Regions from separate parts of the Homo sapiens genome. Here region 1 is linked to region 2. The links are chromatin loops, found by intact Hi-C in ENCODE. Cell type or tissue: sigmoid colon. All regions are shown on one strand. Each heading gives the region's core, and the rest is flanking DNA. Links, peaks and the distances in the headings are about the cores only.

Evidence for each region. Hi-C counts contacts between places; a loop is a spot of excess contacts. Peaks named below come from ENCODE experiments on the same cell type or tissue, not always from the same donor. Only the 100,000 strongest peaks of a DNase experiment are listed, where the experiment ranks them.
Region 1: it touches region 2 in a loop (2.3-fold over the local background); 5 of 110 quality-filtered maps call a loop at or near these places.

The regions. Positions count from the first base shown.
Region 1 is chr4:159,003,178-159,019,891 of GRCh38, forward strand. The region is part of intron 1 of SPMIP2 (sperm microtubule inner protein 2); the gene reads right to left. It also overlaps the pseudogene PSME2P3. Among named protein-coding and RNA genes, the nearest start is that of SPMIP2, 24 kb to the right of the region's middle. RefSeq lists enhancers at 3,044-3,576, 14,370-14,689, 14,870-14,939. In sigmoid colon, for the core only: no CTCF peak of the experiment used is centred there; a DNase peak (open chromatin) is centred at 7,564.
Region 2 is chr4:158,877,680-158,894,393 of GRCh38, forward strand. It overlaps FNIP2 (folliculin interacting protein 2), which reads left to right. Exons shown (of 17, transcript NM_020840.3): 15 at 13,767-13,967. SPMIP2 (sperm microtubule inner protein 2) reads right to left here. Exons shown (of 5, transcript NM_152543.3): 5 at 15,455-16,038. The coding sequence ends at 16,024. Among named protein-coding and RNA genes, the nearest start is that of FNIP2, 120 kb to the left of the region's middle. RefSeq lists an enhancer at 3,475-4,455. In sigmoid colon, for the core only: no CTCF peak of the experiment used is centred there; a DNase peak (open chromatin) is centred at 6,862.

The DNA.
Region 1 (16,714 bases), core at 3,286-11,285, 120 kb after region 2:
CGCAATTGGTTTACAGCACATCATTTCCTTTTTCATTTGTTTTGCTTTATTGGGAGACAGCATGATGTGTAGAAAAGAGAATGGGCCATACTCCAGCTGAACCCTATTTCATAATAGGCTCATAACCTTCTTCAAAATACCATCTCTCAGGCTCAGTTTCTTTATCTGAAAAATAAAACCACATCTAACAACCTCATATATTTGTTGTAAGAATTAAGTAAGGTATTGTATGTAGCATATGTGAGGCATGTCTAGTCCTATACCGGACACATAATAGATGCCTGATGATAGCTATTATCACCATACTATGTACCTTCTAACCACTTCTGTTATTTCCATCACCTTCCCTCATGTCTGTATCTTCTACTATGCTAATGCTATTGTAGGCTGTACAGTACGGCGCCTCAGATAATTAAATTCAATGACCTCAACTACCCTTGTGAGAATGATTTTACACAGGAAGTGTCATGGTGCCAAAGAGATGAAAGAGATCAGATTTCATTTCACTCTAAAAAAGAAAGACATTTTTTCTTCCACAAAAGAGAGCTTTAAACCTCCTTCCCATTATCAAGGTAGACAGAAAAATACTCCTCTTTAAAGAGAACACAGCTACTAGAAATGCTAACCATTCAGCTAACAGGGTCAGAATGGTAGCTCAAACTACCATTCCCCAGGACTTAAAAGGCAAAAATAAGAATGCTCTGTGAATGCTGATAGGGACAAGAACATTCTAACCTCGACCAGATAAGAAAATGTTGGACACAGAAAAGGAACTTAGACTGATTCACAGACTTTTGACGAGTCATCACCAGCTGAGTCCATTTTGGGTTTTTTTTGTTGTTGTTTTGTTTTATTTTTTGAGTTGGGGTCTCACTGTTACCCAGGCTGGAGCACAGTGGCGCAATCCTGGATTACTGCAACCTCTACCTCCCGGGTTCAAGTGATCCTTCCACCTCTGCCTCCCAAGTAGCTGGGACCACAGGTGTGTGCCAACACACCTGGCTAATTTTTTGTTGTATTTTTGGTAGAGACAGGGTTTTGCCATGTTGCCCAGGCCAAGCTGAGTCCATTTTGAAGAGGAATTAGAGATTGTCTGAAGCTACTCTGTGCTCTTTTTTTTTTTTTTTTTTTGAGATGGATTCTCACTCTTTTGCCCAGGCTGGAGTGCAGTGGTGCGATCTCAGCTCACTGCAACCTCCACCTCCCAGGTTCAAGCAATTCTCCTGTGTCAGCCTCCTGAGTAGCTGTGATTACAGGCCCATGACACCACGCCCTACTAATTTTTGTATTTTTAGTAGAGACGGGGTTTTGCCATGTTGGCCAGGCTTGTCTCGAACTCTTGACTTCAGGTAATCTGCCTGCCTTGACCTCCCAAAGTGCTGGGATTACAGACATGATGTATTCATTAGTTTTTTGTTAAATGTTAAAATAATCAAGAGCCATTCTATGAGTTCCTAGATTCCTAGCCTGGGTAGACTTTACCTGATTATAAATAATAATGGGAATTCTGGCACCTAACATGGTTGTTCTATTTTTGCACTGGGTCACAATTTCAATACATTTACTCACTTTGATTAATACACAGTAAGTGTCAAGCTGTTTTTTTTACCATAATTAATTCATTATTATTCATCCTATTAGTTATATGACCTGGTATTAAAGCTACCAGGTCAAGAGTGGTTTTGTTTGTTTGTTTGAGATGGAGTTTTGCTCTTGTTGCCCAGGCTGTTTAATTAATACCTTCTTCCAGAAACTTAGTTTTAAAAAACCATCGGCCAGACACGGTGGCTCACACCTGTAATCCCAGCACTTTGGGAGGTCGAGGCAAGCGGATCATGAGGTCAGGAGTTCGACATCAGCCTGACCAACATGGTGAAACCCCATCTCTACTAAAAATACAAAAATTAGCTGGGCATGGTAGCGCAAGCCTGTAATCCCAGCTGCTCAAGAGGCTGAGGCAGAAGAATCCCTTGAACCCAGGTTGCAGTGAGCCGAGATCGCGCCATTGCACTCCAGCCTGGGTGACAGAGTGAGACTCCGCCTCAAAAAAAAAAAAAAAAAAAATCAACCAGCCTGGCCAACATGGTGAAACCCCATCTCTACTAAAAATACAAAAATTAGCCGGGCATGGTGGTGAGTGTCTGTAATCCCAGCTACTCAGTAGGCTGGGGCAGGATAATTGCTTAAACCTGGGAGGCAGAAGTTGCAGTGAGCCGAGATCACGCCATTGCACCGCAGCCTGGGCAGCAAGAGCGAAACTCCATCTCAAAACAAAACAATAATAACAACAACAAAAAACCATCAACTAGGGTGTTTGGATATATGGATGCTCCCAGATAACATTAATCTGAGTTCTAACAAGTCTCCAGCTGTACTTTCCGATGGAGCAGCCACTAGCCACATGTGTTATTGTGGCTAGCCCAAACTGAGAAGTGCTATAAGTCAAAAGTACACACCCAGAGTTCACATACTTAGTACAAAAGAAAAAATGTAAACATTTTGTTAATAACTTTCAATATTGATTTCATATTGAAATAACTTTGGATTTATTGGATTAAACAAAGTATATTATTAAAGTTATTTGTACCTGTTTTAATTTTTTTTTAAGAGGGAGTTTCACTCTGTTGCCCAGGCTGGAGGGCAGTGGTGCAATCTCGGCTCACTGTAACCTCCATTTCCCAGGTTCGAGTGATTCTCTTGCCTTAGCCTCCTGAGTAGCTGGGTCTATGGGTGTGTGCCACCACGCCCAGCTAATCTTTGTATTTTTAGTAGAGACAGAGTTTCGCCATGTTGGCCAGGCTGGTCTTGAACTTCTCACTTCAAGTGATCCACCTGCCTTGGCCTCCCAAAGGCTGGGGTTACAGGCGTGAGCCACCGCGCCTGACCCTCTTTTAATTTTTTAATGTGGCTGCCAGAAAATGTTCAATTATGTATGTGGCTCGAATTATGTTTCCGTTGAACAGTGTTGGTCTGAAGTTTACAAACTTGTGAAATTCTACAATACTTAAAGCTGGTGGATAATTATAACTGTGGCTCATTAAGATTTGGAAAACTTGTTGCAATATTTGTTAGAGAGGGAGAGGTTTTTAGTGTACATAACTGGCTGAAGAGTCAGACAGAAGCAGTATAGAAGGGTCATTCAGAAGTCCAAAGTGAAACCATCTTAAGCAACCATGTTTACGCGAGATGAAAAGCTAGTGGCTTTAACCTGTGGGAAAATGTACCACACCCTGCCAATGCAATGCAAAGTTCATCTTGTTACTCATCCCTGAAACCTGCCCCCCAGCTTTCTATAGCTAATTGCTCACAGTTGGATCCCTTTTAAAGTGAGATTACACTCCCTACAGGATATGTTGTACATGCTGACAGCCAAGTTTCCAAGGTTTTCATTCAACCTAATACTCATTTTTGGTCATATTACGGCTTTGAGCAAAATGCTGAACATGAAGAAGCTGAATTGAAGATGATACTAAGTGGTGACAGATAGTAATCCCCAGGATGCATCTTGGTTGTATCAAAGAGATACAAAAGAAACTTAAAGACAGAGGTTTTAAAGTCAGAGCAATCATAGATTGCCAATAACTTACTAATAATATGTAAATTTAAAACATGTCAAACACAGGTAGGACAACCTCAGGGAAGCATAGAAATCAGGGAGTCAAAGTGGCAAGCATTGATAATGTTCACCCACCACAAACGAGGGCTGAGGGTCCTCCCTTTGAGAGGCAAAGCTCAAAAGAGAAGGGTTAGGATTGGTCAAGTTATTACAGTTTATGGCCATTAAGCCAATGTTTAACATTGTTTTCCCTAGAATGCCAGTGTTGTTCTAATATTGTCCTGTGAAAGTTTTGATGCCGGCAGTATTTTCTTCTAAAATGTATTTAAAATATATTGAAGCATACGGTAATTAGGAGGCCAGAGATCTAGCAACTGAAGCAGCATATGGCCAAGCCGTGTGGGGTGCGCCTGAGACGGGAGGCCTGTAAACAGGTGGAGATCTTCAGGCAGAATCTTTTCCAGGAGGCTGAGGAATTCCTCTACAGATTCTTGCCACAGAAAATCATATACTTGAATCAGCTCTTGCAAGGTACTGCCTCAATGTGGCTGACCTGACTTCCCTCCGGGCCCCACTGGACATCTCATCCCAGGCCCTCCACCCAAGGATGATGAGATGGAAACAGATAAGCAGGAGATGAAAGAAGTCCCTAAGAGTGGATTTCTCCCTAGGAATGAGAAGGTCCTGTTCCTGCTTGCCCTGGTTAAGCCAGGAGTCTGTAGTCTCAAAGAGAAATGCATTCTAGTGATCACAGGGATCCAGCACCTGATCCTCAAGATTGAAGATGGATGATTTTGGGGTAGCAATCCAGGAGAAGGTGCTGGAGAGGGTGAATGCCGTCAAAAGCAAAGTGGAAGCTTTCCAGACAACCATTTCCAAGTACTTCTCAGAACGTCGGGATGCTGTGGCCAAGGCCTCCAAGGAGACTCATGTAATGGACTACTGGGTCTTGGTGCACCAGCGAGATGAGGCAGCCTATGGGGAGCTCAGGGCCATGGTGCTGGACTTCGGGGCCTTCTACGCTGAGGTTTAACATATCAGCAGCAGCAACCTGGAGAAAATTGTCAACCCGAAGGGTGAAGAGAAGCCATCTATGCACTGAATCCAGGACTAGAAGGAAAATAAATGACCTATATGTTGTGTGTGGGAAAAAAAAGAATATGGTAATTACATAATAACAATGTAGTTATCAGTAAAATGTCTTTAAGAAATGGTATATTTCACCTGGCACAGTGGCATGCGCCTGTAGTCCCAGCTACTTGGGAGGCTGGGGTGGGAGGATTTCTTGAGCCTAGGAGCTCAAGTCCAGCCTGGGCAACATACTGAGAACTCTCTCTAAAATAAATAAGTAGATACAGTACAAAATTTTTAAAAAGAAATGCTACATGTGAGGTTTCTAGGACATTACCTATGAGATCATCTGATACATGCCAGCCTCTTTCATATACATATTGATACCTCAGTTTCATATACCTGTTATTGTGACTTCAGATTTTATCTGTAAGGTGGAGGATAACATATCTACATCACAGAGTTTTGTAAGAATTGAGATAATTCGGTCGGGCATGGTGGCTCATGCCTGTAATCCCAGCACTTTAGGAGGCCAAGGCGGGTGGATCACCTGAGGTCAGGGGTTCGAGACCAGCCTGACCAACATGGTGAAACCCCATCTCTACTAAAAATGCAAAAATTAGGTGTGGTGGCACACGCCTATAATCCCAGCAACTCAGGAGGCTAAGGCAGGAGAATCACTTGAACCCGGGAGGCGGAGGTTGCAGTGAACCAAGATCGTGCCACTGCACTCCAGCCTGGGCAACAGAATAAGACTCTGTCTCAAAAGAAAAAAAAATTGAGATAATTCATGTAAAGAATTATGACAGCGCCCATTTTAAGCAGCTGGTAAATGTTAGATGATGATGAACTAGTATTGTACATATATTTAATGATCACTATGTTCATTTTCATGTTATAATTTTAATACACATTTATAAAGTGGATCAGATGTTGACTATTCTTAAATAATTAGTAAATAAAACAATATTGCATTGTCTTTTAAATCCAAGAATACACTTCATTTCATGAATTCCATTCCTGTTAAGCCCTTTTAACACATTATAATTGAAAAAATATTGCTGTGGTTATGTAGCCAGGACTCAAGCAGCATTAAGTAAAACCATGAATGAAGTGAATTTGAGAAACATTGTATTAGACATTCGATCATCCAATATTTTCATTCTGCTTTGAGTCTATAGCAGTGGTTTATTGGGCTCTCAAGAGAAAAAGCTATGGTTTTAGCATTTACCAGTTTCTGTGGTATAAACATTTCCAACATGGTCAATGTCAAACTATTGTGTGATGTCACTGAATGCAAAGTTGGAAAGAGATGCTAATAATTGGTTCTCTCAAGAAGGTACAAACAGGCTCCCAAACACCACTCAAATAAATACTTTGCATGATTATAGCATGGCTTCTCATACAGTGTTCATTCATTCATTATACCAATGGTTCTGCAAATGTGATCCCCTGACCGACAGCATAAGCATCATTGGGGAACTTATTAAAAATGCAAAATCTCAGGGCCCACCTTATATCTCCTAAAACAGAAACCATGAAAATGAGGCTTAGCAATCTGTCTTAACAATCCCTCCAAGTGATTCTGATGCATCATGTTTGAGGACCCCTGCCCTATGCTCTTGCTGTTGTTTCTGAAGGGGAAGAAGTGCCAAGTAACTTCTAACATTTATTAATTAATGTACCAAGACTAGCAATGTTGGCATTCTCATTCTTCAAAGCATCTAATTATGGACTCTGAAATTGCAATTTATATATTCCTAGAATCAACAAAGGACACCAAGCTGCTGCTCTTTTGCATGGAAAGGTAATCTTATCTTCAAATGTCCCCATGTTTCCGTTGCTATTGAGAGGCTCTCATAAGGGTTAGTTAAGAGTTCTACTGGCTTGGCTTAGTGACTCATGCCTGTAATCCTAGCACTTAGGGAGGCCATGGTGGGCAGATCCCTTGGGCCCAGGGGTTTGAGACTAGCCTGGACAATATGGCAAAACCTTATCTCTGTTAATAAAAAAAAATGCAAAATTACAAAAATTAGCCCGACACAGTGGTGTACGCCTATAGTCCCAGCTACTTGGGAGGCTGAGGTGGGCGGATCACTTGAGTCCAGGAGGTTGGGAGGTCGAAGCTGCAGTGAGTTTTGATTGCGCCATTGTGCTCCAGCCTGGATGACAGAGGAGACTTTGTCACAAAAAAACAAAAACAAAAACAAAAAACAAAAACTACTCCTTGTGATTTCTGGTTGCTTCTGCAGCAGAGACCATGGGCAAAATCCCGGTGCTGAAATAAACATATGCCCTGATGTATTAGTGGACACGTTGTTAATCTACTTTGTATGGCTGGTTGGTTGTTTGAAAATCACATAAATACAGCCCTAAATTCAGTTATACTGTACACAGTATTGGCAGAGATACATGGTTTCCAGGATGTTCTAAGGGAGCTTTGGATAGGTGCAGCCTTCAGAGGTCAGCAGGTATGACCTTGCACTCTATGTGGGCTCCCCTTCACAGCACGTGTTCATCCAACTGACAAAATATTTCCAGTAACAAAAGCACATTCTATTTTTGGACAGGTCTAATTATTCTTCCATACATTGAACTAAAATCTGCCTTCCTGTAACAGTCACACAGTAGTCTGAATTCTGAATTCTGGTAAAGAATCCCCGTCTCATTGAAATAGCCCATGAGATCCCAGGAAAGGGTCACTTTAGGCTCTTTTGCAAATTAGGCTTCCCCACTTCTTTCAGGCGTTCATGTAACAACATTCCCAGGCTCTGCACCACTCTGCCTCTTGATGCTCTTCAATTTATTAACATCTGGCTTAAAATGTGGCATGCATAACCAAAAATAATGCTACCATGTGGCCCAATCGGGGCAGCGTTTGTTTCTGGAACACAGCTCTCTGTTAATGCAGCCTGTTATTGTGTCAGCTTTGTTGGCAACTGAGCTAACCTCCGGGCACATCTCCAGTCTGCAGTCAGCTCCACGCTCCACACCAACCTATTGCATAATGTCTTACCTATCCTCTACTTGGATTGTTGATTTTTAAACTCTAAGTGCAAGCTTCATATTTAGTCCTATTAAATTATAACTTTGTGAGTTTCAGACCCAATTCTAAAATAGTAACATCTTTTACAGTCCAAATTGTCATCGAATTTTACTCTCTCTTCTTCCTAGGTTTATATGTTCAGCAAACATAACCACATGATGTCTCTCTTTGTATAAAATCCTGAGGAAACTGTTGAACAAAACAGAGCTGATTCCTGTTCCCCTCCCTCACTCAATTATTTACCTCAAAGCTTGAAACTAGAATAAAATGTCCAAGTGAAGTACCAGTTAAATATTGACTTTCACTTGCCAATTTTACTTCAATCTGTCTTTCAACTGAAGTAGCCTGAAAAATGAAAATGTAATCATTCTAAATAATTCTTAGGGAACATATAGAATGCCTAATGGGTATTAAATATTTGAAATATAAATCCCCATTCTTTGATGTGTGCAAAAGGAGGTAGTTAAAGAATAGTATAGAGTAATTAAAAGCTTTTATCATGATCTGGGATTAATTGAAGTATTTAGAGAGTGGTGATGCCATACTGAAAACAACTATTACAACATTTAGGGTTTTGTAATTTTCTCTGGGTTAATTAATGCTTATAAAAATTATTCTGGCTGGACGCGGTGGCTCACGCCTGTAATCCCAGCACTTTGGGAGGCCAAGGTGGGGTGGTTCACCTGAGGTCGGGAGTTCAAGACCATCCTGACTAACATGGAGAAACCCTGTCTCTACTGAAAATACAAAAATACATGCCGGGCATGGTGGCACATGCCTGTTATCCCAGCTACAGGGGAGGCTGAGGCAGGAGAATCGCTTGAACCTGGGAGGCGGAGGTTGTGTTGAGCCAAGATTGCACCATTGCACTCCAGCCCGGGCAACAAGATCGAAACTCCATCCCAAAAAAAAAAAAAAAATTATTCTGAGCAGGCTTGGTGGCTCATGCCTGTAATCCCAGCACTTTGGGAGGCCAGGGTGGGTGGATTACCTGAGGTAAGGAGTTTGAGACCAGCCTGGCCAACATGGTGAAACCCCGTCTCTACTAAAAAAAATACAAAAATTAGCTGGGCGTGGTGGTGTGCACCTGTAATACTTAGGAGGCTGAGGCAGGAGAATCACTTGAACCCAGAAGGCAGAGGTTGCAGTGAGCCAAGATCACACGATTATACTCCAGCCTGGGTGACAGAGCAAGACTCTGTCTCAAAAAAAAAAAAAAAAATTATTCCTCAAATGGCTTCTTAAATCTATAAAAATTGAAAATAATTATAAAGAAAAAATTTAAAGCCAAGAACAGTAGTTCCATGACTTGGAAGGCTGAGGTAGGAGGATCACTTGAGCCCAGGAGTTCAAGACCAACCAGGGCAACATAGTGAGACCCTAGCTCTATTAAAACAAAATTTTAAGATATCTTACTTAGCACAGAGTATTGGCACTTAGAGATCATGGGCTATGTGAAGAAATATATTCCTAAACTTGATGTATGAGCTACATGATTACGTGTAATGTGGAGTTGAAAACAAATAACATCATGATCGAAAATACCATAATTCAATTCAGAGGATGTGGGCTGAGATGATACCTGATCTGATACCTTCACAGCACCCAGAGAGGAAAGATCAGAAAATGTGTTTTCAATAGACATGGTGAGAACACTGCTAGGGAAGGAGTGGCAGCATTTTTAACATGAATAACCTTAGCTAACCTATCACCACAGTATGTTGAAATAATTTTTTTTTTTTAGAGGATCTCACTCTGTCATCCACACTGGAGTGCAGTGGTGCCATCACGACTCACTGCAGCCTCAATCTCGTGGGCTCAAATGATCCTCCCACCTCAGCTTCCCGAGTAGCTGGGACTACAGGCCCTCAACACCATGCCCAGCTAAATTTTTTTTATTTTTGTAGAGATGAGGTTTCACTATGTTCCTCAGGGTGGTCTCGAACTCCTGGGCTCAAGTGATCCTCCCACCTCGGCCTCCCAAATTGCAGGGATTATAGGCATGAGCCACTGCACCTGGCCAATTTTTGATCAAGTTATGCTGATACAAAATAGCACTGAGGATCCTGCTTAATTAGATTTCCACTTCAAAAGCAATGTTGTGTATTTGTTACATCACTGCTTACAGGAAAGCAAATTAACTTTACATGTTTGAATATGTTGTCAACAGTCCCACGTCTACGATCATTCCCCAGTGGCCACAGGTTCTTCACAGTAACCAAAGTATATTTAAATGCTTTAAAAATGAGAAATAAAGTGAAATGGGAACCCTGTATGTTGCTGGTGAAAATGTAAAATGGTGCAGCTGCTGCAGGAAAAGGTATGGTGATTCCTCAAAAACTTAAACAGAGAAATGCCATGAGATCCAGCCATCCCAGTTCTGGGTATATACCCAAAAGAAGTGAAAGCAGGGACTCAGGTATTTGTACACACATGTTAATAGCAGCATTATTCACAATAGCCAAGAGGTACAGAGGCAACTCAAGTGTGGTGTATACATATGTATCAGTTCCCTAGGGCTGCCATAAGAAAATACCACAGACTGGGTGGCTTAAACAACAGAAATTTATCTTCTCACAGTTACGGAGCCTGAAATCTAAAATCAAGTTGCTGTTAGGGTTGGTGACTGGTGAGCCCCTCTTCCTGTCTGGTAGGAGCCCACCTTCCTGTCATGTCCTCAAATGGCTTTTCCTCTGTACAGGTGAAGACAGAGAGAGGAAGGCCTGATGCCCCTTCCTCTTCTTATAAGGATACCAGTTTCATGAGATTATTTCAGCACCTCATTTAACCTCAGTTACCTTCTAAAGGGCTGGCCTCCAAGTACGGTCACACTGAGGGGTTGGGGCTTCAACATATGAATTGGGGGGTGGGGATAAAAATTCAGATCATAACAACATACAATGCAATATTATTTAGTCTTAAAAGGGAAGGAAATTGAGACACATGCTGTGATATAAATGAAGCTTGAGGACATAATACTAAGTCCAATAAGCCAGTCACAAAAAGACAAATACTGCATGATTTCACTTAATGAGGTCCTGAGTAAATTTACTGGGACAGAGAGTAGAGTAGTGGTTGCCAGAGGCTAGGGGAAGGGGAGAATGGAGAGTGAGTGTTTAATAGGTACAGAGGTTCTGTTTTACAGGATGACAAAATTCTGGAGATGGAAGAGGTGATAGTTGCAAGCAATGTGAATATACTTAATGCCACAGGATTGTCCACTTTAAAATAGTTAAAAGGTAAATTCTGTTATGTTTATAAAAGAAAAGAATGAGAAAAGCACTCCAACATTAAACCATTCATGTTTTAATATGCAGCCCAGGGCCAGGTGCGGTGTCTCACGCCTGTAATCTCAGCACTTTGGGAGGCCGAAGTGGGCGGATCACAAGGTCAGGAAATGGAGACCAGCCTGGCCAACATGGTCAAACTCCGTCTCTACTAAAAATACAAAAATTAGCTGGATGTGGTGGCTGGCGCCTATAGTCTCAGCTACTCAGGAGGCTGAGGCAGGAGAATCGCTTGAACCCAGGAGGCAGAGGTTGCAGTGAGCTGAGGTCGCACCACCGCACTCCAGGCTGGGCGAAAGGGCAAGACTCTGTCTCAAAAAAAATTGCAGCCCCAAATGCTACTCACTGTAAGTGGATGTATCCCTTCTGAAACAAATTTTTTTTTTATTATACTTTAAGTTTTAGGGTACATGTGCACATTGTGCAGGTTAGTTACATATGTATACAAATTTAAACACACACACCATGCTGCCATGATGTGCTGTCAGTCTCTCAGCCACTAGCCTAAAAGTCTGCATTTTATGCTTTTTCTCCATATTGGCTTTTCCAATGTGTCAGATGGGTATTTCGTCATTTATGTCAGGGGTTCCAATTTTTTGGCTTCCCTGGGTTACATTGGAAGAAGAATTATCTCAGGCCACACATAAAATACACTAACACTAACCATAGCTGACGAGCTAAAAAAAAAAAAATTCAAAAACATTTCATGTTTTAAGAAAGCTTACAAATTTGTGTTGGGTCACATTCGAAGCCATTCTAGGCTGCATGCAGCCCGTGGGCCACTGGTTGGACAAGCTTGATTTACATGTACCTTTCCATAACTCTTAAATTTTCATTATGCATTGCAACTTAATTTTTTCCATGTGTTATAACTACAGTGATGGTAATAAAATTACATTTTTACTGAATTACAGGAAAATCAGCTTTGGGGTTTCGTAAGTCCTGCAAGACTGTAAATAATTTAACAATATCGTCAGATGTTGACTGACTCTAAACTAGCAGAATTGGAAACTCCCAGATTTATTTTGCCTCTGTCTCTTTCCCTTCCTTGGCTAATATACAAATGCAAGGAATGCCTGTGTCCTAACACACAGTAAATATTTGTGAATAAATGAATATATGTGTGTATTTGCATGTTATGAAAACAATTCCTTTACTGAAGGAAAGGAAAAATGCAGTGCCTCATGCAAACCAGTCATGTGCAGACCTCTAAGCAACATATTTTAGGATAGCATTACATTATTGTAGGAATAGTTCAGTTTTTAAAATACAGATAATAAGTTTATATTTGGAAAGAATTATTTTCAGGTGCAGCAAACCATTTAGAAATAAAATTTAATTCAATATAACTTCCTCCCTTTTGAAAAGCAAAAACAAGAAATGCTGGTGCAACTTTCTGAGCATCTGTCCTAATGCCTTTGCACATGTCATATAAAAGTTTCAAGATTTACTAGATCAAGGCAAGAGAAACAGTCTATTCTATTAGAAAAAAGAGAGTTGGAACAAAGAAATTTAGCTTTTACAATGCTTTGTAATTTGTATATAAATATGAATAATATCACTTCTCGGCCTTTTGGCTAAGATAAAGTATAAATATGAATAATATATATTCAAATGCTGACAAAAGATTAAAAACCTAGAATTTTGTGCAATTAGAATGAGTAATGATTATAGCTGTTTAAAATTTATAGTAAGTGCTTAGTATATGTGTGATATTGTGTTGATGGATCAGGAGGTGGCAGAAGGAGAGAAAGCTTGGCCCAGTCCTCAGAAAGCTTATAATGTAGCTAAGAAAAGAGTCTTATGCACTGAATAACTACAGCAAAGCTGGGTGATGCCGCCTTTCACTGAAAAAGAAATTCAGAGAAGGGTGTGGTCAGTCTGTAGTAGTCATGGAAAATGTGGTCCTGAGCAGGACTTACGACAGACTGATGACGTCAACACACAAGTTTTAAAAGTTAGAATTCGTAATTTTAAAAAATACCAGTATACAATCAAATACTTGTGAAACACGGGGATGGGAATCTGTTAAATTTTCCTGTTCTCTGTGTAAGAGACATGAAATGTAAAGCAGATTTCCAAAATCACTGCCAATCTCTATTAATCAGACCATTATGACATCCTATTGATCCATATTAAAAACTTCATAGTTTTCCACGCACTTCAAAAGCTGATTTCTCCTGACAATAGATGAAGAAATTAAAGCTATAACCATGAGCCAATTAGCTGAACTCCCTTTAGCCCACTTATTATACTACTGTTCACAAATGAAAACATAACACTACTTTTGCTCCATCAGGTGTTACTTTTTCATGTTAATTATTACTGGGGAAAATCCAGCAATTTAAAAATTACAGATCATTTTCTAGCTCCCAATTTTCTAGTTAACAAAAATAAAAGGGGATTAAGTTGGTTATTTATTTATTTTTCCTTCTCTCTTAGGGAGGCTTTCTAGATGGCCATCTTTTCTATTTTATTTTTCAACCTTTTCTTTGGTAACCCCTTGTGGTTGCAGCCTAGCTGCTTCAAGCGTGCTTGCCAGCTAAAAAAGGCTAAAGTGGGAGTCTAACTGGGCTTTCAATTTCGCTTTTTTGACAGCAGCCTGCCCCCCACAGGGAGACACTAGGTGAGCCGCAGCTGGGCCACTGGAGAAGGGGGATAAATGCATTCCGTTTCAGTTGTGTGATTCCCTCCCGTTGCTTCCCACAATGCATCTGTAACACTTTTACTTTTCCATTTCTGCTAGAAAGCAAATCTCTGTCTCTTCCAAAGGACAGTGAACATAAGTAACTACCACCCTGGAAAGCTCTGTGGGGAGCGATGAGACGGGAGGGGCCCGGGTGATTAGAGTATGGATTGGAGGGAGCAGGTGGGAGCTGTTTCTCTGAAATCTGCTTCTAGATGTTGCCCTCAGCAGCCCTTTATTAGTGAACAAATAGTATAAATCATTGAGAAAGTAGTAGTAGAGAAATGTTAGATGGGAAAGGAAAAAGGACTCCTTCCCTTTCCGTCAACATACCCTATTCCAGGCAAAGAAAAAGTGAGCAAAAACAGTGTACAATGATAGGTTCCTTCTGCACTGCCTTTTTGTGCTGAGATTATTATTGGCCCAGGTTAAGGATAAACAGTTATCCCGAATGACTCCCTGGATGGAACAGTCAATCAAACTTGTAAGTTAGTGCCTATGAACAGTAAGACAAAACACAAACACAAACACATACACACACACACACACACACACACAGACCTTAGACTGCAAACTTCTCAAGCCCCTGCAAATCAGTTCATTCATTTACTCCTTCCTCCAACAATTTTTTTTTTAAGAGACAGAGTCTCACTTCATTGCCCAAGCTAGAGTGCAGTGGTGCAATCATAGCTCACTACAGCCTTGAACTCCTGGGCTCAAGTGATTCCTCCCACCCCACCTAACACGATCTTTTTAGTGTACTCTGTATTGGGCTGTTTTGGTGTGTCCTGCATGTCCTATCTCCCTATCATTTAAAGCTGGAGCCAAAAAGAGAGTTCCAGAAGTCCTGGTTCCCCAGCTGGAGTTGCCCAAATAGGCCGCTTCACAAGATAGTTTCTGCCTGTGATATACCTAAGTGGATAGGCCACCAACACCAGTGCAGGAAAGTGATTCAGATGCTGGAGAACAAGCAAGAGCTCAGAGCCAAGGAGTCAAGCCAATGTGGGTTTGAGAATGGTAAAGAGGAAGTCTTGGGGCAGCTTATAAGATATACAGGGAGGCAACACAAAGCGAGATGTGGGCTAGAATAAGAATGCATCACACAAATCTAGGACTACTGTGGCTGCTTCAGGAGTGGATTGGGATGCTCCAGACACAGTCAGCGGGCTTTAAACTTGTCCGCCAAGCTGGAACCCATGAGGATTAGTGGAACCCAAGGAGGTCTCTTATCACCCACAAGCCTCCAACACTGATGAAGTGGGTGGTTTGCACTGAAACTGGTGCCTTTCAACATGGGGCTAAACATCACCTGGCCCAGAAGCCAGTGACACTGAAGGAGGAGGCAGGGAAGGAGCTGGAGTTCACTTTGGACGTGGCAGCTGCCTCACTGCAACAGAGGCAGCATATCAGTAACAGCCCACGTGGCTGCAGCAGCCCCTGGGGACTGCTGTTGTATTGAAATGATACGTCTGCTGCTTCACTTCTGCTTTCCAAATTTCCCACAAAATGTCTCTTGTGGCCCAGACAAACCCAAAACTATGTAGGGAAGGGAATCTAGGACATGTAGTCCAATGGGCTCAGCTGACACAGTACGAACCTGCCACAGGCTGTGGCAAGCTCAGTCCAGCTAAGGCACTATGTTGTTTTCTAGTTTGCACTTTACATAATTTCTTTGACTCTAGTGATAGGCAATATGTACTGATTAATGATATAAAACTGGACAAATACCTGGACAGCTTATCACTGAACAAGGCAAAAAAATGTCCAAACTATAAAAAGTGAAAGGAGATTGTATTAATTTTTTTGTCCCTAGGCAAGTATGATGGTTCAGAATGCTGGTCTTGTCCCCCTGGCAAAATTTGAGGTCATCTCTGAATTACTGCAATCAATTTGGGATAAATTCACAGTCTTCTCCTTGGGTTTATAATGAAGTCAACAGGTGGTTTTGATAAAAGTCATCTTTAGTCAAGAAGAATAGCAAATTAGGCTGGGCACAGTGGCTCACGCCTGTAATCCCAGCACTTTGGGAGGCTGTGGCAGGCGGATCACGAGGTCAGGAGATCGTGACCATCCTGGCTAATATGGTGAAACCCCATCTGTACTAAAAATACAAAAAATTAGCTGGGCATGGTGGCGGGCGCCTGTAGTCCCAGCTACTCAGGAGGCTGAGGCAGGAGAATGGCGTGAACCCAGGAGGCGGAGCTTGCGGTGAGCCGAGATCGCGCCACTGGACTCCAGCCTGGGCAAAAGGAGGTCCTGCATGTCCTATCTCCCTATCCTTTAAAGCTGGAGCCAAAAAGAGTGTTCTAGAAGTCCTGGTTCCCCAGCTGGAGTTGCCCAAATAGACCGCTTCACAAGAAAGTTTCTGCCTGTGATATACCCAAGTGGATAGTCCTCCAACACCAGTGCAGGAAAGTGATTCAGATGCTGGAGAACAAGCAAGAGCTCAGAGCTCTTTTTGAGACTCCGTCTCAAAAAAAAAAAAAAAAAAGCAAACCATAGCTGGATAAATACACCAGTGAATGTCACCTCTCATAATTGCACAAGATTTCCTCGGAGTAGAGGTGGGTATCTACTTGGTGATATCTGTGGAATGGCCTGCATCTTTTCGTCTTTCTCTGATTGCAAGGAAGGAAGTCAGTAATGGCTTATAGATGCGGGAACTTTGCCCAGTACCCTGACATCATGAGTGCCTCCCCTTCTGTTTGGTGCTTATCTGAATTCTCTTTGCACGTGGAAGTGGATGTCATGGCACTGGAGAGGCTGCCTGGCCAGGGCAGCAAGTAAGGGTTAGAATTCAGGAAACCAGCTCAACCCAGTTTTAGCACTGAAAGTTCAGTGTCCTGGGAATCCCTTCATCGTGAATACACTGGGACAATTGGTCAACTTAGGCCAGAGTGTGGCTGTGGCAGGAACAAGGTTTTGCTGACCTGGACAACAGGAGAAACTAAAATCAGAAGAAAAGGCAAAGGAAATGTACAATGAGAGGGATGCCAGCCATCTGGCCTGCTGGGTTTGCTGACTGGAGAGAGGGGGACAGTAAATCAGTTCTGGGGGACAATAAATTA
Region 2 (16,714 bases), core at 3,787-11,786:
GAGTGGGGAGAGTCACACCTGAGAGATTTATCAGTTGAAAAATACTTATCAGGTATCTTTTATGTGCTTGGTACTGTGTTTATAGCAGTAGTCAAAATCTGAAGTAGAATTAGCAGGGGCGTGATGGCTGTGTGCCCAGGGTCCCAGCTACTCAGGAGGCTGAGGTGGGAGAATGATTTGAGCTCTGGAGGTCGAAGCTGCAGTAAGCTATGATGGAGCCACTGCACTCCAGCCTGGGTGAAAGAGTGAGACCCCGTCTCCTCCCCCACCCCCCCTCACCCACCGACCAGCCAAAAAAAAGATCTGAGGTAGGAGGATTCCAGCAACATGTACTAAACTGGTGTGGATGGCATGCCTCCCCTCTAAAACTATATAGTGATGGATAAAATATCACCATCCTCACTGCTGCCCCATTGTTATAATTCCTGTCATGAAAAAAAATGGAAATCCTTTTGTGCCAGAGATAAATGGAAATCTAAACCAAAGCAGTAAGCATGAGCTGGTCCTCCAGGATTTCAGTCTTGATACAGGTCCTAGGAATTGGGTGCTGAGTTCTCAGATTCACCCGAGGATGAAAGACTGTGGTCTTGTGTGCATGTAAGGCTTGAGACCTGGAATCAAGCCCCTTACCTAAAGTCTGGAGCTTCAAAGAACTATTCTTCCATGAAAAGGAGACTAGAAATCACCAGACATAAGCAGTGAAGCAGCAAAGAAACAGGCTGGAAACAGGTTAGGGAAAATAAAGTCACCCATGAGAAATCAAAACCCCCTGTCTGTGCTATTTGTGGGTTTCAGGTCCAGATTTATTCTACCCGAGTGATTTGCGAATCCCTACCCAAGAAATAAACATAAAACCAGAAGCATAGAAACCTTTAGGACTCTGGCAGAAGGAAGCACACTACTTTAGACACTTCTACAACCACAAGCTTATGAGACGCATATAGGAAAATGAAACATAGCTCCAGTAAGATAGGCCCACGTTCAGAAATTACAAACATATGTGGGAAACCAGGAAATCATCATGAGTGGAGGGCAAGCGCATACAAGCAGGAGAATCAGCACTCCTCCAGTTGGCAATAACTATTAAAGTAGCCATGTTTAAAGTGTTTACGGTGATAAAAAGAAGGAATTGGAACCTTAAAAAAAAGAGAGGATAATGTGATAAATGATCATTTAGATTCATGTAAGAACTAAAAACAACTTCTAAAATTGAAAAATAGTCCCTGAAATTAAAACTCCAGGTATAGGTTAAAGAACAGAGCAGATTAAATACAGCTAAAGATAATTAGAATTTGAAATGGAGGCTACTTAAGAAATTATGTTTTTGAGCTCTGAGACAAAAAGACATGAAAAATATCAAAGAGCAAGTAAAAGATGTGGTGGCCAGAGTGAAGAGACTTTATAGCATATGCAGAAAGAGAATAGAGAAAATGAGGGAAAGTAATATTCAAAGAAAGAATGGCTGGCATTTTTCAGGTTAAGTAAGCACACTGACTCCCAAGTAGGGAGAATATTAACAAATTCACACTTAACAACTGGACATCAAAGATAAAGAAAACTCTTAGAAGTAGCTAGAGAGAAGAAGACATGGCATCTGTCCTCAGGGAGTTTGCGATCTAACAGGAAATAGAAATAAGTCAGCAGTGAAAATAGTGTGGTCAAGTGTGTGGCAGCAGGAGGCCAGGGTGCTGAGAACGTGCGCACAAGGCGGCTGTGGTGAGGACTCAGCTAGGGTCAGTAGCAGAGTGAGGATGAGAAGCAGGGAAGAGTGCAGGGCATAGTATGGCTTTTTCAGGGAACTGAAGCCCCTTTCGCTGATGACCCCTTCAGCATATCTCAGAGCTGGCTTTGCCACCAACAGGAGGTCTGTCTGTCCCCTCTTTCAGTAAAACTGCTGTCAGGAATGTCTACTCAACATGGGATCTAATTAAAGAGCTTCTGCATGGCAAAAGAAACTACCATCAGAGTGAACAGGCAACCTACAGAATGGGAGAAAATTTTTGCAATCTACCCATCTGACAAAGGGCTAATATCCAAATCTACAAAGAACTTAAACAGATTTACAAGAAAAAAGCTAACAACCCCATCAAAAAGTGGGCAAAGGATATGAACAGACACTTCACAAAAGAAGACATTTATGCAGCCAACAGACACATGAAAAAATGCTCACCATCACTGGCCATCAGAGAAATGCAAATCAAAACTACAGTGAGATACCATCTCACACCAGTTAGAATGGCAATAATTAAAAAGTCAGGAAACAACAGGTGCTGGAGAGGATGTGGAGAAATAGGAACACTTTTACACTGTTGGTGGGACTGTAAACTAGTTCAACCATTGTGGAAGACAGTGTGGCGATTCCTCAAGGATCTAGAACTAGAAATACCATTTGACCCAGCCATCGCATTACTGGGCATATACCCAAAGGATTATAAATCATGCTGCTATAAAGACACATGCACACGTATGTTTATTGTGGCACTATTCACAATAGCAAAGACTTGGAACCAACCCAAATGCCCATCAATAATAGACTGGATTAAGAAAATGTGGCACATATACACTACGGAATACAATGCAGCCATAAAAAATGATGAGTTCATGTCCTTTGTAGGGACATGGATGAAGCTGGAAACCATCATTCTCAGCAAACTATCGCAAGGACAGAAAACCAAACACCGCATGCTCACTCATAGGTGGGAATTGAACAATGAGAACACATGGACACAGGAGGGGGAGCATCACACACTGGGACCTGTGGTGGAGTGGGGGGAGTGGGGAGGGATAGCATTAGGAGATATACCTAATGTAAATGACGAGTTAATGGGTGCAGCACACCGACATGGCACATGTATACATATGTAACAAACCTGCACGTTGTGCACATGTACCTTAGAACTTAAAGTATAATAATAATAAAAAAAATTCTAGCTGACTTTATATATTGGAGGAGATGGTTTAAGAATAATGAGTGATAACCAGATTTCTTTTCTCTGGATGGATTTGAGACTGAAGGGGTTTTTTGGTTTGTTTTTATTTTTTTAAAAACTGGTCTACAATTCACACACCTCTGCAGTCCTTTTAGTGGCTCTCAGTCATCCTAGTGGGGTGTGTTGGCCAAGGACGACCTTGTATGGTCTGAATCTTCAGTTCCAAGGCTATGGAGGATGCAGTTATATAGGTGGGTCTTCTCCTCTGAGGAGGCAGAGGAATACCAAAGGGGATCTGAGGACCTTTAAGAGTAGTGCTGAGAAGGTGACTGTCATCACATTCATCATGAGCTCTTTGCATGACTGACTAAAGGCCTTTCTTACAGCTACATAAAAGCTAATATTAAGTCATGGTGCTGTAACATAAGGAGAATTATTGTGGAAAGGTATTTTGTCATGTAGCATCCTCTTATTAAAGTACAGTTTAATAAATGTATTAAACTTACCAGAATTATATAAAATGAATAACAAATGGGAGTTCAAATGAAGCCAAAGACTCTCCCTCTCCCTCTCCGTCTCCCTCCACGGTCTCCCTCTCCCTCTCTTTCCACGGTCTCCCTCTCCCTCTCTTTCCACGGTCTCCCTCTCCCTCTCTTTCCACGTTCTCCCTCTCCCTCTCTTTCCACGGTCTCCCTCCCTCTCTCTTTCCACCGTCTCGTCTCCCTCTCCCTCTCTTTCCACGGTCTCCCTCTCCCTCTCTTTCCACGGTCTCCCTCTCCCTCTCTCTCTCTTTCCACGGTCTCCCTCTCCCTCTCTTTCCACGGTCTCCCTCTCCCTCTCTTTCCACGGTCTCCCTCTCCCTCTCTTTCCACGGTCTCCCTCTGATGCTGAGCCGAAGCTGGACTGTACTGCTGCCATCTCCGCTCACTGCAAGCTCCCTGCCTGATTCTCCTGCCTCAGCCTGCCAAGTGCCTGTGATTGCAGGCGCGTGCCGCCACGCCTGACTGGTTTTCGTATTTTTTTGGTGGAGACGGGGTTTCACTGTGTTGGCCGGGCTGGTCTCCAGCTCCTAACCGCGAGTGATCTGCCAGCCTCGGCCTCCCGAGGTGCTGGGATTGCAGACGGAGTCTCGTTCACTCAGTGCTCAATGTTGCCCAGGCTGGAGTGCAGTGGCGTGATCTCGGCTCGCTACAACCTCCACCTCCCAGCCGCCTGCCTTGGCCTCCCAAAGTGCCGAGATTGCAGCCTCTGCCTGGCCGCCACCCCGTCTGGGAAGTGAGGAGCGTCTCTGCCTGGCCGCCCATCGTCTGGGATGTGAGGAGCCCCTCTGCCTGGCTGCCCAGTCTGGGAAGTGAGGAGCGCCTCTTCCCGGCCGCCATCCAGTCTAGGAAGTGAGGAGTGTCTCTGCCCAGTCTCTGCCCGGCCGCCCATTGTCTGAGATGTGGGGAGTGCCTCTGCCCCACCGCAACCCTGTCTGGGAGGTGAGGAGCGTCTCTGCCTGGCCGCCCCGTCTGAGAAATGAGGAGCCCCTCTGCCCGGCAGCCGCCCCATCTGAGAAGTGAGGAGCCCCTCCGCCCAGCAGCCGCCCCGTCTGAGAAGTGAGGAGCCCCTCCGCCCGGCAGCCGCCCCGTCTGAGAAGTGAGGAGCCCCTCCGCCTGGCAGCCACCCCGTCTGGGAAGTGAGGAGCGTCTCCGCCCGGCAGCTGCCCCATCTGGGAGGGAGGTGAGGGGCAGCCCCCGTCCGGCCAGCCGCCCCGTCCGGGAGGGAGGTGGGGGGCGCCTCCGCCCGGCCACCACCCCGTCCGGGAGGTGGGGGGTGCCTCTGCCTGGCCGCCCCTTCTGGGGAGTGAGGAGCCCCTCTGCCTGGCCGCCACCCCGTCTGGGAGGTGTACCCAACAGCTCATTGAGAACGGGCCATGATGACGATGGCGGTTTTGTCGAATAGAAAAGGGGGAAATGCGGAGAAAAGATAGAGAAATCAGATTGTTGCTGTGGCTGTGTAGAAAGAAGTAGATATAGGAGACTCCATTTTGTTCTGTACTAAGAAAAATTCTTCTGCCTTGGGATGCTGTTGATCTATGACCTTACCCCCAACCGGGTGCTCTCTGAAACATGTGCTGTGTCCACTCAGGGTTAAATGGATTAAGGGCGGTGCAAGATGTGCTTTGTTAAACAGATGCTTGAAGGCAGCATGCTCCTTAAGAGTCATCACCACTCCCTAATCTCAAGTACCCAGGGACACAAATACTGCGGAAGGCCGCAGGGTCTTCTGCCTAGGAAAACCAGAGACCTTTGTTCACTTGTTTATCTGCTGACCTTCCCTCCACTATTGTCCTATGACCCTGCCAAATCCCCCTCTGTGAGAAACACCCAAGAATGATCAATTAAAAAAAAAAAGCAAAGAAAAATTTATATATTACTCATTTATTAATAAATCAGAAACTACAAGAAGCTATCACCCAAAAAAAATAAAATAAATAAATAAAATCAAGCTAACACACACAAAAAAAAAATGAAGCCAAAGAATCATGTGTTTTATTATCCAGAATATCTCAGAGAAAAACATAGAGAGAAGTGCTTCCAATTACCTGAATCATAAGTTGCCTGTTCCCTTTGTGTGTGTGTGTGTTTTTTGTTTTTTTTGTTTTTTTGAGACGGAGTCTGGCTCTGTCGTCCAGGCTGGAGTGCAGTGGCGCAGTCTCGGCTCACTGCAAGCTCCGCCTCCTGGGTTCACGCCATTCTCCTGCCTCAGCCTCCCGAGTAGCTGGGACTACAGGCGCCCGCCACTATGCCCGGCTAATTTTTTGTATTTTTAGTAGAGACGGGGTTTCACCGTGTTAGCCAGGATGGTCTCGATCTCCTGACCTTGTGATCCGCCCACCTCAGCCTCCCAAAAGCCTGGGATTACAGGCGTGAGCCATCGCGCCCAGCCTCCCTTTGTGTTTTAAAGAGGCTTCCCAGTGGCTTATCCCTGATAGTTAAACCCACACTGTTATAACTATTGTGCAGATTTTAGATCTGGTTATGAATACAGAAGTCTTCACACTCCTGCTCTCTGTAATACACATGTGGGCTGAGACATCTCTGAAGATTGATAAAGGGTCAGTGTCAAGCAGCATAAAGATGGGGAACTTGTAGCAACATGCATGATAGAAGTGGCTGTGTTTTCTCCTAATGACAATAAATTCAGACCATCATTCACACTTCTTGCACTCTTGTCTTCTAAGGGATTTCCTTGGATTTTATAGTAGAGGGCTTGGGAGACTCATTGGGCTAAAAGTCGGAAACACTTGTGAGTTCCTAGACTTTATTTCTTACATGCCAAGATACTTAATAAGCTCTTTTTTTTTTTTTTTTTTTTGTCCTGAGTGTTCCTATCTGTAGAGCAGTACTGTGTTCCTGCCCCCCTTCAGGAGAAATGGCATGATGAATTAATAAGTAGTTATGGGAAGCATATATGCAAGAACGGCATTTCCTCACTCTTCATTGGGTTAAAAATAGATAATCACGTGAAATACTAGTCATTTAAATGTGGTACATAGAAAAGAAATATATTAATTATGGTGCATTGGAGGTATAATATTGCCAGAAAATAAGAAATGCACAGATTACTTAATAGGAACTGGGTTGCATCCAAAAATAAACTGTTCACCACAGCTAGAATGTATTAGATATTTTGCACATGCCCAGCACTGTGTTATGTTCCTTTCAAAGGCTGCAGAAGAAAAAGAAATGTGATTTATCTCCTTGAGTTACTTATAAAATCACTGAGTAGACAAACATGTGAAATCAAGAACAAGTTAAGACAGTGTGTGATGAAGTGCCAAAATGAATGGTGTGGACAGCAAGTATTCTCAGAGGTCAAAGGAAGAGCAGTGCAGTGCATGTGGGAAGGTTTCCAGGGCGAGGGATGGACTCACGCCAGGTCCTTGAGGGATTGTGGACTTGAGATGGGGTGGCAGGGAAGGCATTCTGGGCACAACCTGAGGTAAGAGCAGGAATCTTTTTGGCCTGGAGAAGGAGGCTGTACTAGTCCCACTTTCACACAACTGTAAAGTACTGCCCAAGACTGGGTAATTTATAAAGGAAAGAGGTTTAATTGACTCACAGTTCTGCAGGGCTGGGGAGGCCTCAGGAAACTTACAATCATGGCGGAAGGTGAAGGAGAAGCAAGTACCTTCTTCACAAGGCAACAGGAGAGAGAGCAAGCGTATGCGAGGAAGTACCACACTTTAAAACCGTCAGCTCTCGGCCAGCCACAGAGGCTCATGTCTGTAATCCCAGCACTTTGGGAGGCCGAGGCAGGCGGATCACTTGAGGCCAGGAGTTTGCGACCAGCCTGGCCAACATGGCAAAACCCTACCTCTGCTAAAAAAAAAAAAAAAAAAAATACAAAAATTAGCTGGGCATGGTGGTGTGTGCCTGTAGTCCCAGCTACTCGGGAGGCTGAGGCACGAGAATCACTTGAGCCTGGGAAGCAGAGGTTGCAGTGAGCCGAGATTGTGCCACTGCACTCCAGCCTGGGCAACAGAGTGAGATTCTGTCTCAAAAAAAATAAAAAAATCAGCTCTCGTGAGAACTCACTATCACGAGAATAGCATGGGGGAAATTGCCCCATGATCCAAACTCCTCCTACCTGTCCCCTTCCTCGACATGGGATTATAATTGGAGATGAGATTTGGGTGGGGACACAGAGCCAAACCATATCAGGGGTCTTATTGGGAACTGAATATGTACAGATTGGGTGGGCCCAGGCTGTGAAGAGCTGTAAGTGTGGAAGAAAGAACAGTTTTAACTTAATGGTTTGGGTGATGTGTGCTAGCGTAGATTTTAGAGTTGGTGAAGGAAATGATCATGTGGTATTTTAAGAAGTTTGAGGTTTTAGGTAAAGTACATAAACTAGGGCAGTGTTGTCCACAGTTGCACTATTTGTGAGCTCCTGAGTCTGAGGTTTCAGGGGACATGGTCAATACAGAGAGAGGGTGGTTCAGGACAGCAGGACGAACATTTGAGCACCTAATGTGTTGGGTTCTATGCTACACGTTTCAACACATTTTTCTCACAGAAAACTTGTGCTTTAAATGGCATTTAAGCCTCACAGAAGCTCTGAACTAAGTACTATCCCATTTTACAGACATAGCAACTGAGGCCCAGATTGAGTTGCTGAGGTTCCACAGCTGGTAAGTGACGGTGGTTGTATTCAAGCCCAATCTGACTTCAGAGCCCTTGCTGTCATCTTATTGTTGCCCTTTGTTGAATTATCAGAACCACAGCTCTTGCGATTCTCTAAACCTTGTAGACAATTTCTTGTTCGTGGAAGTTTAAGTTAAGCAGAAGTCATGTGTATATGAATCAAGGCAGCATATTTTGTGTGTGCGGCAATCTGACCTAAAACCTTGAAATTGGAATGTCCTAGGCATTTAACACTCCCAGGAAATGGACCCATCCTTAGAGGCTACAAATTAACCAGGCTGATCCTGTTGATTCAACAAGCTGTAATAGCAAAGAAAACTCAATAATCTTCTAAAGATTTATAAAACAAGGTATTTCATTTGTTACTCTATCTTGAAAAATCTTCACAGGAAAGTAGTTTGGGTAAACAAGATATTGACAAGGTAGAAATGAATAAATGATTGTTTCTAACTTCTCATATGAGTGCAGCAAGGGGAAAATGATAATGGCATATGGCCTCTACCTCCTTTCTTTCTGGAGACTGGCTGTCCACCTTAACAATTGTCTGCAGCTCCTTACTCACCTCCCATGTTCTTCTATCCGCAAGTCCCTGTCAGAAGTTTCCGAGTTACCCAATTAAGTTTCTGTGGGAGGCATGTAACCTGCTGTTAGTGGTCTGGAGAGGGTGGCAGGAAGGTGCCGGGCTGGCAGCTCTGCATTGATACCCTGGCTGCCGTTGGACACTCAGTGTGGTGTGGGCACTCAGGAGGGTGGCGATAGGGCAGTGCTTTTCTCAGCTGATGGAGGAAGTACAAACATATCGCAGATCCATTCTAATAGGAGAATTTGATAAATTATTTGGACAGGAAACGTATTTCAAAATTGATTCTCCTTAGCTTGAGAGAAAAGAGGGTAATTGATGTCAGCATCCATAAGGTTTGTAAAGTTTCTCAAACAGGCATCTTAAGTGGAATGACTATATTTAATATTAGTGTTTCTCTCAGATTTTCATTTGGAACTCTGAAATGAGGACCTGATTAATCTGAGACAATAATGGTTTGCAGGAGAACTTTTAAAAAAGGTAACTATACAACGTAGGCTTTTTGGTTTGTTTTTCTAGAGATATTTAGTCAAGGTAACAAAACCCTTTGGGAAAAAAGATGTTAGCATTAAGAAGAGAAATTTTACCAAGTAATCTTACTAAACTGACAGGTATCCATAGCATATCTCCCTTTTCCTTAAGGTGTATGGGAGGCCAAAGTGAGGCTCACCATGGTTCAGTTGTCAGCGTTGGGGTACAGGCATGCCCCACCTTCCTATTCCTTTTCTTTAGTTCCCATGCCCAAACTCCAAGTCCTAAGAAGAGCAGATAGTGGATTAGGCTTTTCATAGGTGTTTAAATCAGTCAATCTTAGGTTCGTATTTTTTAGAATACTTAATTTCTTAAAAGTATTGCTACATGTATGTTACTGCAAATAAGTGTATGTATGAAACCTGCTATGCATGTGAACTTGATAAAATTGTGAACTTAAAAAACTTACTTGACAGATTTCACTATTTACTAACTTCTACTATTAAGGTATGGCTAGTAAGAAATAGTATTATAAAGAAGCATACATATAATTCAGTGTTTGTTTATTGTGGTTCTATAGATGCCTAAAAAATAGTCTTCCCAGCCAGGCACGGTGGCTCACGCCTGTAATCCCAGCACTTTGGGAGGCCGAGGTGGGTGGATCACTTGAGGTCAAGAATTCGAGACCAGCCTGGCCAACATGGTGAAACCCCGTCTCTACTAAAAATACAAAAAATTAGCTGGGTGTGGTGGTGGGTGCCTGTAATCCCAGCTACCCGGAGGGTGAGGCAGGAGAATTGCTTGAGCTCAGGAGGCGGAGGTTGTAGAGAGCCGAGAATGCACTACTGCACTCCAGCCTGGGTGACAAAGTGAGACTCTGTCTCAAAAAAAAAAAAAAAAAAAAACCCAAGAGGAATGTTAAATTGAATTCCAGGGCATAGTGTGCAGGTATGTATTTCTGTGACAAATCCAAACATAGTTTTCTAGATCTTAGAGTTCTTTAAATTCTGAAAACTTAGAGATTGACTGATAAGCCAGATCATAATATGTTTACACTGCCCAGTCTCTAATGGGGTTGAGTTTCCTTTGGAAAGATGATCAGAAATCTCCAGTCACCAGAACTTTAGCTTCAACTCTCTGACCCTGTGCAAGTTCAGGCCTGATCAGGGATGGCCAGCAGTGGCCCCGGTGGCCCTTGAATTGTAACTAAAAGTAGTTGATGATATTTTTATCTCTTTCCAGCATTCATTTCTTTTCTTGAATATTTAGACTTCCCTCTAGTTTGTTCTTCCTTTAAAAGGTGTTTATTCTTTAGTAAATAAGTAAGTAGCTACTAAGTGATATAGTTAGATGGAGGCAATTGGATTGATTCAGGGAATTGTGTGTTATGTATTTAGTAGCCTGAGAATATGTAATTCTTGGAGTTTTTTCTCTTTTGAAAAGGTTCTGCTGGTTCTTTTCTGTTCCTGGGGCCTGCATGCATAAAAGTCAGCAATCCATGCTGTAAGGAACACAAGATGCTCATCGACTCTTGTCATTTGCTTGTGCTTAATCTGTCTCATTTTCATTCAGCAAGTAACATTTTTCAAATGCCAGCTCCTGTGCTAGAGGCTAAGGATGCAGAGAGAAGATTCAGCCCCACTTTCAAGGAATGGACTCCCGCAAATTCTTGTCAGTTTGTCTCAATCTGTGTACTCATTGTTCTTTCGTCTTTACTCAGGTCTCTACCTCAGATTCTGCCTCTTTGCTCCAGTGATTTAAAAATGACTTGTGAGCCTATAATCCCAACATTTTCAGAGGTCAAGGCAGGCAGATCACTTGAGGCCAGGAGTTAGAGACAAGCCTGGCCAACACAGCAAAACCCTGTCTCTAACAAAAGTACAAAAATTAGGTGGGTGTGATGGTGCACACCTGTATTCCAGCTACCCAGGAGACATGAGAATCGCTTGAACGCAGGAGCCATGTGTTGCAGTGAGCCGAGATTGCACCACATCACTCCTGGGCAACAGAACAAGACTGTCTCAAAAAAAAAAAAAAAAAGTAAGAAACTTTGGAGGCCAAATGTAGTGGCTCACACCTATAATCCCAGTTCTTTGGGAGGCAGAGGTGGGAGGAGCACTTGGGGCCAGGAGTTTGAGACCAGCCTGGGCAACATAGCAAGACCCCATCTCTACAAAAACGTTTTTTTTAATTAGCCAGGTGTGGTGGCACATGTCTGTAGTCCAGCTACTTGGGAGGCTGAGGCAGGAGGATCACTTGAGCTCAGGAGCTTGAGGTTACTATGAACTGTGATCAGACTTCTGCACTCCAGCCTGGGCAAAAGCAAGACCCTGTCTCTAAAAAATAAATAAATACAAAGACTTGTGCTGATTTTTCATGTTAGTATTTTTTAGTTTTACATTTCTCTTGCATGCTTACTTTTAAAATAATTGAGCCAACCTCTCTGTCCCTTTTTGTTATTGCATGTAAATCTACAGCCTTCTGATATAACCTAAGCTTGCAGAATCTTCCATCCATCACCTTCCTAGTATGCCTCTTGGCCCTTATTCCAGCAGTTAGTTGCTTAAAACAAAGCACTTTGTGTTGGTAGTGGTACTATATAACTTATAGTCTATGCACTGTTGGGGATTGACACACTCTTCCCTTCCCTACCACTGCAGTGGGAAGATCATTTAGAAGACTAAGTTCGATTTGAACCTAGGGTCCAAATTACCTATTGCAAATCAATCCTCCTCCTCCCCTTGCCCTTTGCAAAAGCTAGAATTCACTGTGAAAGGTGACAGGCATACGTTCAACTCATTGTCTCTATGTTGACATATGGTCAGTATGAGAGAAAGGTCTCTAATATAGATCTGTCCCGTGGCATGACCAGCATGTTGTGGATTTCTGACAAATGCAAAGCAGTGAAGGAGTTTGAGCTCAAAATACAAATATTTGAAGTGTTCAAATTTCCTTTTTTTTTTTTTTCCATAAGGACCAGACTCATTGATGGCAAGTCGTCATCATCTTGATATAAATTTATAACACAGGATGAACAAGACCTTGGAGGAGCTTGTAAAGAGAAGTCACTGAAGCCTTGTATCTTTAGTTGTCCGTTTTGGAGACTGTATATATGCATGTGTAAGAAGCGTAGGGGTGAAAGGGTCATGAAAACCTTTGGTTGAAAATGGTGATGGGGTCATTATGTGTGTAAGAAAATCTTTGTACTTTTCAGTTAACAATTCTACAAAATGAGAACTGTCTTGGGAAACTGGGCTTTATGAATTCAAAAATATACTTTATCAAATTCTTTATCTCTCATGTTTAAAATTATTTGAACAGACAAATAAATGTTGAACATCAGACTTTGCCTGATTGCTGTTCCTTTCAATGGGAAAAATATAAATCCTGATAATAGGGTTTATATCTTTTTAAACCCTTATATTTTTATAAACCCTGATAATAGGGAAAAATATAAACCCTATTACCAGGGTTTTTCCTACTATTTTTCCTACTATTCCCCCTTGGATAATAGTAGGAAAAAATGTTGGTCCGCACGAAGTTTTCATTCATCTCACCACTCTCTTTCCCATTTGTGAGAAGGAATACAAAGCTGCACAGGACAGAGTCCAAGACTAGGGAGTCAGATCACCTGTTAAAATTACAGTATTGCATCATGCATCTTTGATTTGTATTTGCAGCCTTCCCACTACTTGGATTAAGTCGTAAAAATTACAGGTAACCATGGTCCAGTGGCAAAGCTGTATATCTCTTTGGGTTCTTTGTTGCAATTAGCAACTCTTGTTAACTTAAACAGGAGGGACTTTAGTGAAGGAATATTAGGAATGTATAGAATTGATGAGAAGTCAAAAGAATTAGGGTTCAAATAGGCAACAAGGCAATTCTGGAGTTCCAGGAACCATGGACTACTTGAAGGTGTTTGTACTAAGTCCCACCAGGCCTTGTACTAATTGCTGTCTGGGCAGGAATATGCTGGTGCCAACCATTTTTGGTCTTCTGTGCTGGTACTAACAAGGAATTCCCAGGGAAGGAGCATCCAGCTGGCATAGCTTGGGCCATACAAACACACTGTGATAGAGGAAGGATGGACCCGATTGCAGTCTCACCGGGCCTTGTCTAAGAAAGATCATTCTTCAAAGGAAAATTCGGATGGATTTATTGGAGGAAGTTATTTAAGCAGCCAAAAGAATCAAGCAGTCACCCCAGGATAGTAGAAAGGAGTAAGGACGGAAGCAGCCAGTACTAATTTTCCTTGGTAAATGAGGGTTAGAAGAATGTGCATATGTGCATTGGCTTTGAGGCAGGTCTCTCTGTCTCTGGCTCTCTCTATCCTCCCCCTCCCCCACCCATCCCTCCCAAGCAGTTACACTTTGATTTGTTTTGAGAAATTAGGTCTTTAAAAAAGTCCTTGTGACTGCTTCAGTGTTTACCCTATTTACCCTATGGCATAATTTACCAGTTGTTAAATCTGCTCTATCCATAACTGCCTGGCTGTCAAGAATTTTACATTTAAATGTATTTATCAGTAGTGAAACTTTGACCTTTTGGACTCACCTGGATAAATAAACCCATCCCTTTGTGTTTCTTTTTCAGCATCCAGTCCTGGATGAGCCAATAGCTGAAGCTGTCTGTATTATCGCAGACACGGATAAATGGAGTGTGCAGGTAGCTACAAGTCAGAGGAAAGTGACGGACAACATGAAACTAGGCCAGGATGTCCTGGTCTCTAGTCAGGTGTCCAGTTTGCTTCAGTCCATTTTACAGCTCTATAAGCTTCACCTCCCTGCTGATTTTGTAAGTACTGGTTCTTATATCACCAAAGAAATCTAGTTTTAAAATGCTTTTAACGACATTTTGATTATAAAATCACAAATTCAAAAGTACTGTTTTAATATAATTGGAGATTAGCATAACTAAAACTAGAACATGCAGCATAAAACTCGCAACAGGATAGATTTCAGTAGTAATAGCTCTTCCGTGAAACAAATAACAAGGAGCGGCACTGGAATTTTTTGGAATGAGGTATATGGTGCAGTAAATAAGGAATGGGTGGAGAGATCAAGCATAAAAGGAAACTGTAAATCATCCACTGGAGAACTCATGAGTTCTCCTTTTATTAGATTGATATTTTAATAAGTAGGCCAGTTTCTGAAGGGATTGTAGTTCCTTTTATTAAGCAAACATTTTCACAAAGGTGTTAAGGATAAAATAGAATATCATTTGTGTAAACATTTCCAACATTTCCAGCTTTAAAGTACTATACACATGTAAGATTATATCAATTGTTGCTTTTTTTTTTTTTTTTTTTTTGACAGAGTCTCACTCTGGAGTGAGTAGTGCAGTGGCATGATCTCTGCTCACTGCAACCTCCGCCTCCTGGGCTCAAGTGATCCTCCCACCTCAGCCTCTTGAGTAGTTGGACTAGAGGCATGTGCCACCATGCCAGCTAATTTTTGTATTTTTTGTAGAGATGGGTTTTGCCATGTTGCTCAGTCTGGTCTCGAGTTCCTGGGCTCAAGCAATCCGCTTCTTTCCAAATGGGATTTTAAAATCACTTTCGTAACAATACTTTAAATACAAACAACAGACAGAGCCTATACACTCTTAGAAAAGTATCAGTAGCTCCCCCCAGCCACTGGAATTAACATGCATGACAAAATCTTCTCAGTATCTGCGTATGTGCAGAGAAATTGAAAGAAAGAGAAAATACATTTAGAGAGGGAGGGGGAAAGGTTTCAAAAGAAGAAAAGCTTTTCCAGTGGTGATGAACACTTAAAAAGAGAGAGAGAAGCTTAAGGGCATATGGCATATAGCTGGGTAGAGCTTGGATGGGCTGACCTCAGAGACAGGTGTGTGAGGAAAGAGTCTGCTTTCTCTGCTGTTCCCTCCTGTCTGCACAGCGCTGTTCTCTGCAGCACAGCCCCAAACCAAAACATCTGTTATCTGCTTCCTGGCCTCCAAAAATGATGCAAACCTGTTTACCCAACAAAGCAGGAAGTTTTTAAATATTAATTACCTACGCTAATTGCTAATGTAATGGTCATTGTCCTGGGTTTTTATGACCAAATCTATACTTGTACCCATTCCTCAAAAAGAGTCTAGACTTTTATGACTTTGAAGAAGGTGCTCTGAAATACCGTCTGGTTGTTATCAAAGTCGGGACAGTGTGGCAAGGCAGGAAGACCACTGAGCGTAGCTGGGTTATGGTCTAGGCTTTGCCGTTGGTTAGTTGTGTAACAATGGACAATCCCGAGTCTCTCCGAACCTCAGCTTTCTTAGTTGTAAAAGAAAGATAGTACCTGTTCAACAAGGGTGCTGTGAGAATCTTCTGAAAATTAGGGATATAACTGCTTTTTACTGCTAAAGCACCATGCCAATATTATAAAATACTTTAAAAGCCATATATGTTAGCTTTAGAGCCCCATAACCTGGGGTCAAATCCAAGTTCTGCTACTTCCTAACCATGTACTCTTTCAAAGCCTTAATTTCCTTATCTGCAAAGCTGGGGAAATAATAGAACCTATCTCCTATGGTTATGAAATTATATTAGAGAATGAATGTAAAGCACTTGGAATAGTGTTAGATGTTATAAGCACTCAGTAAACAGCTACTATTAGTATGATAGTCAATAACAATTAGTTTCATGAAACAATATTAATGGTTGCAAAGACTGACAACACCTTTTTTCCAAACTGTTTATTTGGGCTTTAAGCTGAAGCGTACTCTTGCAAGACATCTGTCCTGGGGCAATATGAGAAGCACTTGTGGATTATTATGATCTTATTTTTTGTTATACAGTAGTAGGCAGTTTCTCCTTCTAAAAGCAGGTTGAGTTATGCTGATTTAGAGGTTAATGTTTCCTTTTCTGTAAGAGAAGTAATGTATATTAGACTTCATAGTTTACTTCATAAGTATTTGCCAAACTTTTATATTTCATTCTATAATACATACGTCTTGTCACAGTTGATATCTTGGTTATCAAAGCAATAAATTGTTATAGTTAATTCTTTTTACTTCCTTTGGACAGAAGTGTGTTCAAGCACTTACTAGTGTGAATGACTTATTTAACCTGACAAAACCAAGATCAAAGAAAATTTTATCTGCAGTTTAAAATTCTCCTTAAAAAAAATCACTTGAATGAAACCTGTGATTAAATGGCTTTTAGAACCTTCAATACAAAAAGAGAAGGTAGCTATTTGAAATTTTAGAAGTTAAAAATTGGAGAAATCCATCTCAGGAATAAAATCCCAGAAAGAGGAGTTTAAAAAGCCCCCAGCATGGTTCAATGGAATAATCAAGTCTTTTAAAAAATGTTTTCTTTTTTTTTTTTTTTTTTGAGACAGAGTTTCATTTTGTCACCCAGGTTATAGTGCAGTAGTATGATGTTGGCTCACTGCAGCCTTGACCTCCTAGGCTCAAGCAATCCTCCCACCTCAGCCTCCTGATTAGCTAGGACTACAGGTGTGTGGGCCACTATGCCCAGGTAATTTTTTAATTTTTGTAGAGACAGAGGCTCACTATGTTGCCTAGGTTGGTCTTGA